Regions from separate parts of the Mus musculus genome. Here region 1 is linked to region 2. The links are chromatin loops, found by intact Hi-C in ENCODE. Cell type or tissue: heart. All regions are shown on one strand.

Region 1 (8,000 bases), 150 kb before region 2:
TTCTGTTTTGAGACACAGGTTCTCATTATGTGGCTTCGGCTGATGGATTTCACAGGTCCTCCTAACTCTAGGCTAACTAAGGATTGGCCATGTAGCAGAGGATGACATTCAATTGATCCGCTGCCTCCACTACTCAAGTGCTAGAATGTGAAGGCTGGGTTTTATGCACTCTACCAACTGAGCTAAAGCCCAGCCCTCTACCCCTTTGTGGTATTGGGCTTTGAGCCTAGGGTGTTCTGCCCGCCAAGCAGCAGGCTGCCCTTGAACTAAATCCTAGCCCTTTGGCCGTATCCTTTCTACCCTCCTTCTCCTCCCTTTGGGGTCCTGGGATTACAGGTAATCTACTCCATACAGATTGCCTTCTGGTTTGCTTTGTTTCTGAGAGGGGCATGCTACCCATGTAGCCCAGACTGGTTTCAAACTAACAACCTTTCTGTGTCAACCTTCCACATAGGTTGGGGATTACAAGTGAACACATCTGGGGGCTGGTGAGATGGCTCAGTGGGTAAGAGCACCCGATTGCTCTTCCGAAGGTCCAGAGTTCAAATCCCAGCAACCACATGGTGGCTCATAACCATCCGTAACAAGATCTGACTCCCTCTTCTGGTGTGTCTGAAGACAGCTATAGTGTACTTACATATAATAATAAATAAATCTTTAAAAAAAAAAAGTGAACACATCTGCACCCAGATGAATTTTTATTTAAAAAATATTATTCTTTTATGTGTACAGGTGTTTTGCCTGTCTATATATCTGTGCACCAAGTGTATGTGTGAATTTCTATTTTTAAAGCTGGCCAACAATTTGAAGAATGCCCAGAGGCTATGATTCCCCAGAGCCTGCCTGTTTGCAGTCTGTGCTGTTCAACCTGTAGCTATGCTTGGTAACTATTTCTGTGTTAATCATCACTCTATCGTCACCTCATTTATTATCTGTCGACTCCATGCCAGGATCTGTCTCAGTACTTCACATAGATGACCTCATTAATCTCTTAAGCCACCTGTAAGGTCATGCAAGGTTCAGCGAGGTTGAGACACTTGCCCGAGGCCACAAGGTATAAGCGGTACAAACAGATGCTAAAGGTCTGCCGGCTGATCTGCTGTGCTAAGGCACCACCTGTCTGTTTAGCCAATGCTCTGCCTGACAACTCTTATCGTTTGTTGCAGGATCGCTGTGTGTCAGGCACTGTGCTCCCTTGGCCCTGATCCCACCCTTGACCGCAAGTCTGGGAAGGAACTACTGTTTGTTATCATATGTATTTTAGGGATGAGGAAACTGAGTGTTACTCATGGGGGTGGAGAACAAGTTGCAAACCCAATCTGGTGTCACAGACCCCACTGTTAGGAACCCCTAATTACAATTGTTTTGTGGGCAGATTGCAGGGTGATGGGGGAAGGGAAAATTGCTAAAGACAAAACAATCCACCACCACCCCAAAAAAACTACCCAAAACAGCAACAACAACAAAAAGAACTTTCTCCAATTAATCCAAAGGTCCACGGAGACACGGAGACCTAAAAAATCTTCCCCACCTCGTAGGGGGTCGAGGGCAGGATATGTGAACCTGCTAGGGAGTACTGTGGCTTGCAGGTGGCAGCAACATTAACAGTCTCTGTTAATGTTATCTGTCATATGACAGCTGTCATCCCAGCACTCAGGAGGCTGAGACAGGTGGAGTTCAAGGTAATTCTTGACCAAGTATTGGGGCCAGCCTGGCCTACCTGAGCTTCTGTCTTAAAATACACACACACACACACACACACACACACACACACACAAATAATAGCCAACTTTTCACTTCATAAATTCTATTTTTCAAAAACAACATGGAAAAAATATTTGAGACAAGGTTTCTCAGTGTAGCCCTGACTGTCCTGAAACTCTATCTGTAGAACAGAGTGGCCTCAAATTTATAGAGATCTGTCTGCCTCTGCCTCTTGAGTACTGGGATCAAAGGCATGTGCCACCACTGCCCAGCTCTTTTCTTCCTTCCTTCCTTCCTTCCTTCCTTCCTTCCTTCCTTCCTTCCTTCCTTCCTCCCTCCCTCCCTCCCTCCCTCCCTCCCTCCTTCCCTCTCTCTTTCTCCCTTCCTTCCTTCCTTCCTTCCTTCCTTCCTTCCTTTCTTTCTTTCTTTCTTTCTTTCTTCCTTTCTTTCTTTTTATTTTTTTGAGACAGGGTTTCTCTGTATAGCCCTGGCTGTCCTGGAACTCACTCTGTAGACCAGGCTGGCCTCGAACTCAGAAATCTGCCTGCCTCTGCCTCCCGAGTGCTGGGATTAAAGGCATGCGCCACCACTGCTTGGCTTCTTTTGTTTGTTTTAACAAAACTGAATCTATAGAGTAAAGTTTAACAAGCGCTGGGATTTGTCTGCTTCTAGATCACCACTAATTGAGAGACAAGAAAAGCTTTGTTTTCAGAACCCAGTACTCTCTAAAGCAGAGATAACAAAACGCCATTTCTTGGGCTGAGGCTGCAGCTCAGTTGGCAGAGGGTTTTGCCTCGAATGTACAAAGCCCTGGGTTTAATTCTCAGCACCACATAAAGACAGTCTGGTAGCCTTCAATTGTAATCCCAGCCTTAGGGGTGGGAGCTGTGGAGACAGAAGGATCGGAAGTTCAAGGTAATTGTCAGCTACGTGGTGACTTTGAGACCAGCTTGGGATACATGCAGCTCTGTATTTCATTTTTTTAAAATTTTATTTATTTATTATATGTGTGTACACTGTAGCTGTCTTCAGACACTCCAGAAGAGGGCATCAGATTTTTGTTATGAATGGTTGTGAGCCACCATGTGGTTGCTGGGATTTGAACTCAGGACCTTTGGAAGAGCAGTCGGTGCTCTTAACCACTGAGCCATCTCACCGGCCCCCAGCTCTGTATTTCAAGTTAAAATAAAGTCAAGGACCATTTCTAACAAGTATTATTCAACTCTCCTCCCTAAATGTACAAGCACAGATCAAAACATTTAAACAAGGTCAAAACAGCCCAACACAAGAAGACCTTATTATAGGAGGCCGTTCTGCTTCTCTGAGAAGCAAATAGAACAGGAAAGCCTTAAACAAAAGATAAGAGGGGTTGGGCCGAGAAAGTGCTTGCTCCCAGCATCCCTCTGGCATACAACACCCTCTAACCTGAACTTTCCCCCAGAGCCTCCTCCCTATATAATTCAGACATTTTGGTCTCTCTGTCTTTCTCTCTCCTCTCCCTCTCTGCAGGTGTCTTTCTCTTTCTCTTCCTCTTCTCCTATGTCTCCTTCTCCATGGTGACTTTCCTGGCCTGGTTCCTTGGGACCAGTGAACTCACCCACTCAGAGAAGTTTCCCAGTAAGCCTGAGTTTATTATATATATTTTAATCTTATTTGAGCTGGCTCGTTTTGCCAGCACAGAAATAATTTATCACTAATAAAGGAACTATTTTTCTGAAAAACAATTTTAAGTATGACAAGCCATGCATTTTTGTACAGTACATTTAATTACAATTTAATAATAGATGTTGCCTGAAGGGCATAACCATCTGGTGTCCACAACCCACCTTTGCATCTCCAGAGTTGTCATGATTTCTGTACACACTTCCATTTTCTTTTTCTTTCTCTTTTTCTTTCCTTCCTCCTTTCTCTCTCTCTTTCTCTTTCTCCCTCTCTCTCCCTCTTTCCCTTTCTCTCCCTCTCTCCCTCTCTCTCTCTCTCTCTCTCTTTCTTTCTGAGTTACTTACTTATTTTGTGTATGTGAGTACACTGTGGCTGTCTTGAGACACACCAGAAGAGGGCATCAGGTCCCATTACAGATAGTTGTGAGCCACCATGTGGTTGTTGGGAATTGAACTCAGGATCTCTGGAAGAGCAGCAGTCAGTGCTCTTAACCGCACTAAGCCATCATTTCTCCAGCCTGCACACCTCCAATTTCGTGAGATGATGTTGAGGTACACGCTAACATTCATGACTTGTTGTTTTAGAGACAGCAATATAACAAGGAAGTATTGAGGAAAAAAGTACATTGATTGATTGATTGATTGATTGATTGGAGAGTACATGTGGGCTACAGGGAAAATATGGAGGGTGGAGGCCTCGGTTCTCTCCTTGGACAACTCAGGGCATAAGTACTTTTAAAAATAAGATTTACTTTTTTTTTTTTTTTTTTTTTGGTTTTTCGAGACAGGGTTTCTCTGTGTAGTCCTTGCTGATCCTGGAACTCACTCTGTAGACCAGGCTGGCCTCGAACTCAGGAATCCACCTGCCTCTGCTTCCTGAGCGCTGGGATTAAAGGCGTGTGCCACCACGCCCGGTTTATTTTTTTAATTATGTGTGTTTGAATGTTTTGCCTATGTGTGTGTGTACCATATGCATGCAGTGCCCATGGATGCCAGAAGAGGGCATCAGATCTCCTACAACAAGAGTTTAAGAAGGTTGTCACTGCCTTGTAGGTGCTAGGACCCAGGTCTGCCAGAGCAGCAAGAACTCTTAAGCCCCAGATCATTTATTTCTTCAGCCCTGGCTGTAGCCATATTGGTCTCTCCTAGTAGGTTATCTTCTTATTTGGTTTTAATTTGTATATATCTAGCACCCTTCATGTATTATTTGTAAACTGTTTATCTTTCTTGCTACAAAGTGTATTCAAGCCTTCTGTAAAAAAAAAATAGAGTGTCACTGGGCAGAGTTGGCACATGGCTTTCATCCCAGCACTTAGGACAGGGGCAGATGAATCTTTATGTTCCAGGCCAGCCTGGTCTACAGAGTGAGTTCAAGGATAGCCAGAGCTACACACAGAGAAATCCTGAATAATTGAAAATTCACACACACACACACACACACACACACACACACCATTTATTTATTTATTTATTTATTTATTTATTTATTTATTTATACTATGACTTAAACCTTGAACATCTTGTGTGCAAGGCAAGCATCCTACCACTGAGTTACTTCCCTAGTCTCTGGGTTATCTTTTTTTTTTTTTTTTTTTTAAAGATTTATTTATTTCATGTATGTGGGTACACTGTTGCTGTCTTCAGACACACCAGAAGAGGGCATTGGATCCCCATTACAGATGGTTGTGAGTCACCATGTGCTTGCTGAGAATTGAACTCAGGACCTCTGGAAGAGCAGTCGGTGCTCTTAACTGCTGAGCCATCTCTCCAGGTTATCTTTTAACTGAGATAGTTTTGTTGTATATTCCATACTGGTCTTTTGTTGATTATATGCTTTGCAACTATGTTAATCCTGCTCTAGAACTTGTCTTTTCATCTTATTTTATCTATTTTAGAAGGGCAAGCAGAGTTCACTGAGAATTAATGAAAGAGCTCCTTGAAGCTGAAAAGGAACCTGCAAATGACTTGAATTTACCTTTTTGTTCTTTTTTTTTTTAAGATTTATTTATTTATTGTATATGCGTACATTGTAGCTAAACAGATGGTTGTGAGCCATCATGTAGTTGCTGAGATTTGAACTCAGGACCTTTGGAAGAGCAGTCTGCACTCTTAACCGCTGAGCCATCTCACCAGCCTACATTGTTACTTTTTAAATATTTATTTTTTATTAATTCCAGTTGTGTGTAGGTGAGTATTTGCATGCAGTATGTGCACATGAGTGCAAGTGCTCACATAGCCAGAGGTTCACAACCCTTGGAGCTGTAGTTAGAGTTGTGAGCTACCTGATATATAGTGCTGGGAACAGAACTCAGCCCCTTTAAAGAACAGCAAGTTCTTAACCACTGAGCCATCTCTCCAGCCATTATTATTATTGTTGTTGTTGTCATCGTCGTTGTCACTGTTGTTATTATTATATTACCAGACAGCAGCTGGCTGGCCTGCATTGGTTTTTGTTGGGTTTGTTTGTTTTGAGACAGGGTCTCACTATGTAATTCTGGTTGGCTTGGCCTGGAACTTTGTAGATCAAACTGATTTTGAACTCAGCAATAATCCAACCCTTGTCTCCAGAGCATTTAGGAATACTGGTGTGTGACACCACAACTGGGTTGTAATTTATTGCTTTTTTTTTTTTTTTTTTTTTTTGGTTTTTTGAGACAGGGTTTCTCTATATAGCCCTGGCTGTCCTGGAACTCACTTTGTAGACCAGGCTGGCCTCGAACTCAGAAATCCACCTGTCTCTGCCTCCCAAATGCTGGGATTAAAGGCATGCACCACCACTGCCCGGCGTATTGATATTTTTAATGTTATAGATTGCGTATTTGAAAGGTATAAGTTTTTCTATGTTTCCCTCTGTATGTATCGTATGTATACTTTTCCGTCTAAGATGGGTGTAACCCATGGGTTTGGCATTTAAAAAGATCCTCCAGCAGTGGCAAGAAGGGGGTCTGGAGGGTGATATAGCCCTGGAGGTTGGAATGAGTGCCACTTAGAAACAGATGGTGGCTTCTACTAGGTAATCGTTAGTGGGAAAAAAATTTAGTTGGGAGGGGGGGGGTGTAGAATGTCTGCGCTTAATAGGCTGGGTTCTGTACTTTCACAAAACACCGCGGGTAACTTGTTTGTAAGTTTTTTGCACTTAAAACTGGTTATCAATAGTTTGAAACAAACTGGACTTCTTTTGTAGAGCACAACACACACATCCTTTCTTGGGCATCGCCGGGAGAGTCTGTTCCCGAACGTGTCCTCCCAAGTCCCGAGACCTTCCCCTTGCTCAGAACTGGGCAAGGTGCCCAAATCCGTTTATATGCAGTGCACCGGACTCTGGCGGCGCATGCCCAGATCGGCAGAGTAGGGGTCAGGCGCCTCGCAGCGGAGGGCCGGCAGTTCCCGCCATTTTGTCCCGCTCGCCACACCGCTGGCCACTGCAGTGGACTACAAGTCCCGTGAGGCTCCGCGGCGGCACTTCCTACCCTCCTCACTGTCCGGCCCGCTCCCTCCGCCCCCCCTCCCCTGGGGCCGAAGGCTCTGGCTGGAGCCAGGCGGCCAGAGACCAGGTAGGATTTCCGGGAGAAAGTGCTGGGGAACCCGAGGAGGCAGCGGCGACTTGGGTAAGTTCCCCAAACTTGGGAAAGTGAGCACCTCCCGCGCGCGCGCAGCAGCGGCAGGCTCGGCTCGACTAGGGGTCGCGGGCCGAGCCTGGGTGGGGGGTTAACGGCGCCCGCGGCGGTCAGTGCAGCCAGGGCGTGGCGGGCGGTAGCCTCCTCCCTCCTCGGCCCTCCCACAACGGTCCCGCGGCGGTGTCCCCGCCTGTGGCCGGCCGGCGCACACTCGCGCTCTCCGCCCCCCAGCCTCCGCGGGGCCCTTTTGTCTGCGCCGCTTTTCCCCCTTTTGTGGCAGTGCACGGAGTCGCGGTCTCCAGGGGAGCCCGCACGTCCTGCTGGGGACTGCGCCCTGGGGATCTGGTTACTGTAACTGGATCGGGTCAAAGTCCATCTTTCAAAAGTGACCTCCCTCAGACCTCTGCATCCTGGCTGAGCAGAGAAGAGACTTAGGAGTCTGGCATAGTTTCAGTGGAAACCTGGAAGTTATTGTCCAACTTCTTTCTTAAATGTCAGCCTCCGGTAGCTAGGGATCAAAACTCAAGGCGCTAAGGCGCTTTTCTCCTCCAGTGGATGGAGTCTAAGAAAAAGAAGTGAGACTTGGAGCCTCAATCCCGGAAACCGAGAAAGAGTGGAAATTTGCTGCGATACGTGTGGCAGCTGGGATGGAGGGGTTGGGTGATTGTGGAGTGTGTGTGTGTGTGGGGGGGGGGGGGGGGTGCGGCGGCGGCCGCAAAGAACTCAAGCGAATCATTGCCTCGGAAACCTGAAAATTGGAGCAGAGTGATTACCAGGACATCATTCATTGCCTGCAGTCTTCGGCACTTCATTTTCCCACGCTGCTCCTCGACTCTCCAGAATACATCCCTTTCTCTTTTTTTAAACAACAACTCCACAAAGAAAAACTCAGCTCACTGAAAGCACCTGCTTTGTAGAAAAACCTAGATACCCAGTAGATTCTAGAAAGCATTAAAAAAAAAAAGGTTGAAAAAAAAAAGGCGATAAAATATGTATTTACTGGACACCGATGAATTGT
Region 2 (8,000 bases):
TTCCACAGCCTAGTTCTTCCAGCACTGACCCGCTGTGGGTCTGGGTCCTGACACCCTCCTCCCGCTCTTCGTCCTCAACTGCCAGGGCCCAAGACTCACAGGCAGCAGCGTCTATCTCCCCATGATATGCGGAGACTGCCCCAGTGAAGCTTTCGTCTCAGCAGCCGGTCCGACTGCGCGGCCCTCCCCAAGCACTTCCGGCACCGCTCCCCGCCTCCAACCCGGAAACGCGCGGCTCTTCCGGCCGCCGGGCGCGCGCCTCACTAGCGCAGGCGCAGATGGTACTACAACACGTGGTAGGACTGTGAGCCCAGCGCCTGGCTTGGCAGGTCGGGCTTTCTGCTCTGTGTGGCTTGCTGGTGGCGTGGGTCTACTCTGCGTCCCCTACCACGGCGTGAATCCCTGTCCTAGATGTTTCTTTACGACTCATCTCTTTCACGAGCGTGACCGGTAACCGACGGCCTCGGAGAGCTTCCAAGTCGCCATTTTTGGTTGGTGCCTTTGTGGTGCTATAAGGATGGGACCGCAGTTCTGCATAGATACCAACTATGGGACTCTCAACCAGCACGAGAACTTGGAGACTAGAGAAGCTGATTGTGCCTATTAGTTAATCTGTAGTCAACATACACTTGGACGAGAGCTGTCTGTGAGGGACTGGTTCAGTCCCTCACTTGGAGTATGTCATGTAATAGTGGAAGAAACGTGAAATTCCTAAGGGATGTAGGTTCTCAACTTGAATTGAAAATTCTTACTCCAAAGCCCGGGCTGGTACAGTAACTGTTAAACCACTAAGCCCTGAGATTTGAGTACTTTTTTTTTTTTTTTTTTTGCTAGGCATGTAAGCAACAGGCAGTTTCAGTCCCCGGCAAGGATTCTTAGTAAAATAGAGATCTCGCAAACGAGTGTATAGAAGTCTGACATCTCAGAGCTATCAACGGTTCCTGCCCATAAAGAATCCATTCTATCTTTGTATCTTCATCCCATTAGGCTCATCCACCCTCTTGGTCCAAAATCCTGGATGCAAGGGCTTAACCATTAAGTGGCAAACTGTTTATAACCTTATTTTTCTTTTTGGATTTATTTTATGCGGAAAAGTGTTTTGTCTGCATTTATATATGTACACCATGTGCATTCCTGGTGCACAAAGAGGTCAGAAGAGGGTATCTGAAGCCTTGCAATTGAAGTTACAGATAGTTGTGAGCCACCATGTGACTGCTGGCATTGACCCAGGCCCTCTGCAAGACTGCCAGGTTCGAGAGAAAGCCACCTCTCAAGCCCCAGCTTTATTTTTCTATCATGGTTCTCAGAGTTTGGCCAATCAGTTTTTGTGCTTGCATCCTTGGATGTACTAAACTGTTTTTTTGTTTTTGTTTTTGTTTTTTGCTGTGTGCTGGGTATATCCTGTTGGGGAAGTCAGTCATCATTGTCCTTAAGAGTTTACAGGCGCTAGGCAGTGCTAGCTCATGCCTTTAATCCCAGCACTTGGGAGGCATGGGCAAGATTTCTGAGTTTGAGGCCAGCCTGGTCTACAGAGTGAGTTCCAGGACAGCCAGGGCTACACAGAGAAACCCTGTCTCAAAAAAACAAGCAAACAAAAAAAAAGACTAGATGAGCAGTAAGGCTGAAGTTTGGTTAGGGGACAGGAAGGGACAGGTGGAAATGGGGGGTGGATTTTATTCAGTGTTCAGTGGAAAGGCATGAAAACTGAGGATTGAGATGGTAATTTGTATTTAAGGAAGCATTGGGTGGATGGGTAGGGTGGATGGGTATCTTGGCTCAAACCATTGGCCCCTACTCTCGGGAGGCAGAGGCAAGTCAGTTTCTGAGTTTGAGGCCAGCCTGGTTTTCAAGCTAGCCACTGCTCCACAGTAGGTGCATGTGTCAAATAAAGTGTGTGGCGATAAATGAACACTTGGATTATAGAAGGGCCCCTTGATGGACAGAGGGTAGCACCACTGGGCTCCTCACCAGTTTCTTTTCTTTTCTTTCTTTCTTTTTTTTTTTTTTTTTTTTTTTTTTGGGGTTTCCAGACAGGGTTTCTCTGAATAGCCCTGGCTGTCCTGGAACTCACTCTGTAGACCAGGCTGGCCTCGGACTCAGAAATCTGCCTGTTTCTGCCTCCCAAGTGCTGGGATTAAAGGCGTGCACCACCACGCCCGGCTTCACCAGTTTCAACTACACCTCTTCCCATTTATGAATCTCCTTTCTTTTGTAGCTCCTACTTTATAAAGGGCAGGGAACTCCATACGTTATTAAAGTGTAATGCCCAACAGTCTATTTTTTTGTTTGTTTGTTTCAAAAGTATTCATCTGCTTCTTCTACACACTCTTTTTAATGTAAGAACATTAGGGGCGGGGGAAGGGCTCACGAGTGGGTAGGAACGTTAGGAACGTGGTGTGCAAATGTAAGGATCTGCATGCCGTCCCCAATATCCTGAGGAAAAGCTGGGCCAGGCTGATGTCAGTAAGCTCTGGGAGCTGAACACGGGGATCTCTGCAACTTTCAGAGTAGAGGACCCTGGAGACAGGCAGCGTAGTGAGAGCTAACATGCACACTTTTTTTTTTTTTTTTAACTTTTTAAATCTTAAAAAGCACTCTGGGAGCTGGAGGGATGGCTCAAGTGGGTTAAGAGCACTGACTGCTCTTCCAGAGATCCTGAGTTCAATTCCCAGCAACCACATGGTGGCTCACAACCATCTGTAATAGGACATGATGCTCTCTTGTGTGTCTGAAGCCAGCTATAGTATATATATATATATATATATATATATATAAAACCAAAGCACTCTGGAGGCTGAAGCAGCAGGCACTCAAGTTCAGCCTGCGCTACCTGATGAAACCCTTGCTAAACTTCCTTCCTTGGAGGAGACATAAAGTCTACATTTGCAGTCCCAGCTGCAACCTGAGGCATGATCCCACCACAGTTCACTCTGGGCAGCCAGTTAGTTTATGTGGCTTATTTACATAGCAAGTGAAGGGTTAAACAGGGGTATGGTTAATTTGTCCCCCCCAAATCTGCACCTTCAAACACATTTTTAGCCTGGACGAATCTTCTATAGTGCATGAATAGAGCACCCTCCCCTACTGTTTTACATGCTATAACCTTTCTTGGATACCACCGACAATTAATAGTCCCACGTGATAGCTTGTTCATTCTAGAGCAGCTGGCTATTCAGTGAGTTTTCTGACTACCCACCCCACCCACCTCTTTGAGAGGGTATACACAGTCAACAAACTGGGATGATCCTTTGCAGGTAGGCTCAACTGAACGCCCCAAGATGGTGATCGCTTAACTCAGGGCCTAAGTCACACAAATCTACCATTCTTTTTGGGGGCGTGCTTTGTCCTTTGATGCAGATTCCTCCAGAAACCCAGGCCGACCAGAAGACAGAGTCATCCTGTAGCAGCCTCCCATGTAAGATTACATGTGCCATTATACTCGGTTCAGTGTTTTGGCTTTTGTTGAAGTGGGGTGTCATGTAGCCAAGGCTGGCTTGGAACTCAACTTGCTGTAATGCTCCTGTGTCAGCCTCCTGATTTACAGGCATGAGCCATCACACTCGGTTTATTTTAATTAATTAATTTATTTATTTTGGTTTTTCGAGACAGGGTTTCTCTGTATAGCCCTGGCTGTCCTGGAACTCACTCTGTAGACCAGGCTGGCCTCCAACTCAGAGATCCACCTGCCTCTACCTCCCGAGTGCTGGGATTAAAGGCGTGCGCCACCACGCCCGGCGGTTTATTTTTAAAACTATCTGATTTCATTGAAATTCAGAATAAATCGCCCCGCCATATGAACACAGAGCGCGTGTCAGCTTTTTTTAATCCCTCCCCATCACCTAGAATCTAGGTCTTTGATGATAAATTTACTCCGTTCTTTGCTTTTACAGACCGTCTCCTGTGTGTCCCTGTCAGAGACCTGAATTCGGTTCCTAGCACCCATATGTTAGAACATAACGTCCAAGTTGGAGGCTACAAGTGGCACTAAATTACACATTATCAGTTTTGACAGGTTGGGGCACCGTGTAACCCTAGTAACTTAGCGAAAGGCTCCTCGAACCCAACATCCCACCTCTAGCTGGGAGCAGCTGTTTTGCACCAGCGCCGCCTACCTCTCCCTCCGCGTCGGCCAGAGCATTCCCAGCAAGCACTGCTCTGATTTGCATATTGACTCACGGACTTTCCTTTACTGCTATACAAAAAACGACACAACAGTTCTCTTTGTGAAGAGCTTTCCCTCAGCCCGAGAAGAATCGATAGTTTGCCTTTTAGCTTCGACAATATACAGTTGAAAGTTGGTTAGACTTTATTTTCACCTTTACCGTAAGATGGGTGGACCGACAATGCCACTGTGCTTCCGAACGCGCTCGAGCAAAAAGGGCTTCTGTCGTGAGTGGCACACGCAGGGCAACTCGATTGCTGTGCGTGCGGAATCGACATCAAGAGATTTCGGAAGCATAATTTTTTGGTAATTGGGCAGCTGGTGATCGTTGGTCCCGGCGCCCTTGAATTTGTTAAATTACAGGAGGAAGCTTTTTTAGTTCATTTTACAAATACTTTCTTGTTAGGTAGATAATACCTTCTAAGGTTATTATCTGGATCTTCTAAGTCTTTTTATCGCTAGCAAGTCTAAGTTTCTGGACTTTGGAATTAGAAGTTAATGTCGTAGGCGGGCATGGTGGTCCACGCCTTTAATCCCAGAGTTTGGGAGGCAGACGCAGGTGGTTTTCTGAGTTCGAGGCCATCCTGCTCTTCAATGTTAGTTCCAGGACAGCCAGGGTTATACAAAGAAACCCTGTCTCGAGAAACAAAACAAACAAAAAAAGAGTAGCTGAGTGCTCTGAGTTGTCTCTCCAGCCCCTTAGCTATTTATTTTCATTTAAATTATTTTTGTTTTATTCGCTTGTGTGCCTGAGTTTGAATTTCCCGGGATTAACAGTTGAAGACTAGGGCTGGTGAGATGGCTCAGCGGTTAAGATTGCCGACTGCTCTTCCAAAGGTCCTGAGTTCAAATTCCAGCAACCACATGGTGGCTCACAACCATCTGTAACGAAATCTGATTCTCTCTTCTGGAGTGTCTGAAGACAGCTACAGTGTACTTACATATAATAAATAAATAAATATTTTAAAAAAAAACAGTTGAAGACTGGTAATGAGCCACCCTGTAGGTACCTGGGATAAAATTTGGGACTCTTAAAGAACAGCCAGTGCTCTTAACCAATGAGCCATCTCTCTAGCCCTGCAACTGACTGCTAAGAGGAGTGGGTATGGCTCTGCTTCACAGGTTAGAAAATTGAGGGTTACATTGTATTATGCAGGCAAAAGGAATATCCCACTTCCAAATGCCTCCCTGGAAGAGTAAGGGAATCATAAAACTTGACTGAAATTTCCTCCTTCAATATAAATTTCTTTTCTTTTCTTTTCTTTTCTTTTCTTTTCTTTTTTTAAGATTTGTTTATTTTATGTAAGTACACTGTCACTGTCTTCTGATACACCAGAAGAGGGCATCAGAGCCCATTCAGATGGTTGTGAGCCACCATGTGTTTGCTGGGAATTGAACTCAGTCATGACTTCTTGAAAAGCCATCAGTGCTCTTAACTGCTGAGACATATTCTCGCCAGCCTTTTTGATCTACATCTCATATGGAGTATTTAAAAAAACTTTATGTCTGGAGTTACATATTTTGGTGTGTATACCTCACATATGTCCATATCCCTTAAAATTTTTTTTTTTTTGTTTATTTTTGAGACAGGGTTTCATCGTGGCTGGCCCTTTTTTTTCTTTGTAGACCAAGCCTGGCCTTAAATTCAGAGATCTGCCTCATGAGTGCTTAGATTTATTTTTGCTTGTGTGTGTGTGTGTGTGTGTGTGTGTGTGTGTGTGTGTGAAGTTATTCTCAGAACCCAAATGGTGGAAGGAGAGGGTGAACCCTGTCACTTGTCTTCTGACCTACATATGCCATCCATGGTGTACCCCTCCAATAAATTAATATAATTAAAAGTCTTTGAAATAACTACTCATATCTACAGATACACAGTTCAGAAGTACTGGACTGCCATTTTGCCCAGCTTATGTTAGCTTTAGAAAAGGATGTGGGGGCTGGAGAGATGGATCCACAGTTATGAGCACTTATTCAGTTCCCAGGACCCAGCACTCCCACCTCCTCTGGTTTCCTTGGTGCATAATACAAATGAAGTATGTATACATGAGTGTAGACAAACACACATAAAGATAAATAAATCATTGTTTAATACTGTCTGGGTGTGGTGGCACTTTTTTTGTTTTGCTTTGTTTTTGTTTTTTTCAGGCAGGGTTTTTCTTTGTGTACCTGTATTAGTCAGGGTTCTCTAGAGTCACAGAACTTATAGATAGTCTCTATATAATAAAGGAATTTATTGATGACTTACAGTCTGCAGCCTGATTCCCAACAATGGTTCAGTAGTAGCTGTGAATGGAAGTCCAAGGACCTAGCAGGTACTCAATCCCACACAGCAAGCAGGCGAAGGAGCAAGAGCAAGACTCCCATCTTCCAATGTCCTTATATTGTCTCCAGCAGAAAGTGTAGCCCAGATTAAAGGTGTGTTCCACCACACCTTTAATCCCAGATGAACTCGGAGATTTAATCTTCTGGAATCCATAGCCACTTTGCCTCAAGATCTCCATACCAAGATCCAGATCAGAAACTTCTATCTCCAAGCCTCCAGATAAGGGTCACTGGTGAGCCTTCCAATTCTGGATTGTAGTTCATTCCAAATATAGTCAAGTTGACAACCAGGAATAGCCACTACAGTACCTGTGTAGTCTTGGCTGTCCCGGAACTCACTCTGTAGACCAGGCTAGCCTTGGACTCAGAAATCTGCCTCCCAAGTGCTGGGATTAAAGGCCACCACTGTAATGGTAGATATCTTTATCCTAGCACTCAGGAGGCAGAGGTAGATCTCTGTGAGTACCAGCTAGTGTTGTATAGTGAGACTCTGTTTCAGGGAAGGCATGAGTGAAAGAACAAAGGAAAACAGAAGAAAAGAAAATGGGGAGTTTTTTTGTTTTTGTTTTCTGTTGGGGAGGTCACAGGCTCAAGGAGCTTACACTCCAAAGGCTCGCCCTGTAAATCAGACTGGACTAGAACATAGAGATCTGCTAGGATTAAGGATTTATGCCAACACACTCAGCTCCAGCTGGCATCCCCACCACCACTTTTCTTTTTGTCTTTTGAGACAGGATTTCTCTGGGTAGCCCTGGCTGTCCTGGAGCTCACAGAGATCCTCCTGCTTCTGCCTCCCAGTGTGGTCCTGACCTGCATCTCCTTTCTCTACACCGGGATGCTGAGGCTGAAACAGAGACTCATAAGCACAGTGCCAGCAGGATTCAATTCTTATCCTTCCTCCTAAGCCCGAAGTCAGCTTTTTCCTTTGATGTTGACATGGCAGATGGGGCAGAGGTGGCTGAGGCAGTGACTAACCTGTCTACATCTACATTAGTCTCAGGGTTCTTTTTTTTTTTTTTCTGTTGCTGTTGTTTTTTGTCTTTGGGGTTTTTTTTCCCCCCATCAATTGGCAGAGCTTCCTCTCTTTCTGATTCTGCCTTCTTTTCTGATTCACATCCCATCTGCTACTAGATTCTGGTTTCTCAAAGTGTGGATGATACAGAAGGGAGGGACAAGCTGTGAGGGGTGGGGAGGGAGGGACAGAGAGTGCAGTAGTTCTTAAGCAACAGATTATTTTGAGAGTTCTGTGTACCAGGGAGTCCTCCGAGACTAATATAACCTGTCTGTCCGAGCCCTCACAGAGAAAGTATGTATTGTGGAGGGAGAACAAGGGAGAGCAAGTCCAGGCAGAAGGAAGCCCTGTTGGATATGGGTGTATCAATCAGAGTTCTCTAGTGTCACAGAACTTATGGGTCGGCTCTAAGGGAATTTGTTATGGTGACTTACAGTCTAGTCCAACTCCCAAACAATGGTCAGCTGTGAATGGAAGTCCAAGGTTGACAAGGCAAGTAGAAGA

The links. Peaks named below come from ENCODE experiments on the same cell type or tissue, not always from the same donor. Only the 100,000 strongest peaks of a DNase experiment are listed, where the experiment ranks them.
Region 1: a loop joins it to region 2, with 2.3 times the contacts of the local background. A loop is called at or near these places in 7 of 42 quality-filtered maps.

What each region holds. Positions count from the first base shown.
Region 1 is chr4:132,421,318-132,429,317 of GRCm38, reverse strand. Phactr4 (phosphatase and actin regulator 4) reads left to right here and starts at 6,872. Exons shown (of 13, transcript NM_001161797.1): 1 at 6,872-6,973. In heart, a CTCF peak has its summit at 4,357 (motif pointing right); a DNase peak (open chromatin) is centred at 6,727; H3K4me3 peaks cover 1,819 bases; H3K27ac peaks cover 3,345 bases.
Region 2 is chr4:132,266,587-132,274,586 of GRCm38, reverse strand. It overlaps Taf12 (TATA-box binding protein associated factor 12), which reads right to left and starts at 212. Exons shown (of 6, transcript NM_025579.3): 1 at 100-212. Gm28874 (a long non-coding RNA gene) reads right to left here. Exons shown (of 2, transcript XR_390809.4): 2 at 7,479-8,000. It overlaps Rnu11 (U11 small nuclear RNA), which reads left to right and starts at 4,401; the gene lies at 4,401-4,508. In heart, CTCF peaks have their summits at 4,113 and 5,493 (motif pointing right); DNase peaks (open chromatin) are centred at 246, 4,106 and 4,396; H3K4me3 peaks cover 1,958 bases; H3K27ac peaks cover 2,111 bases.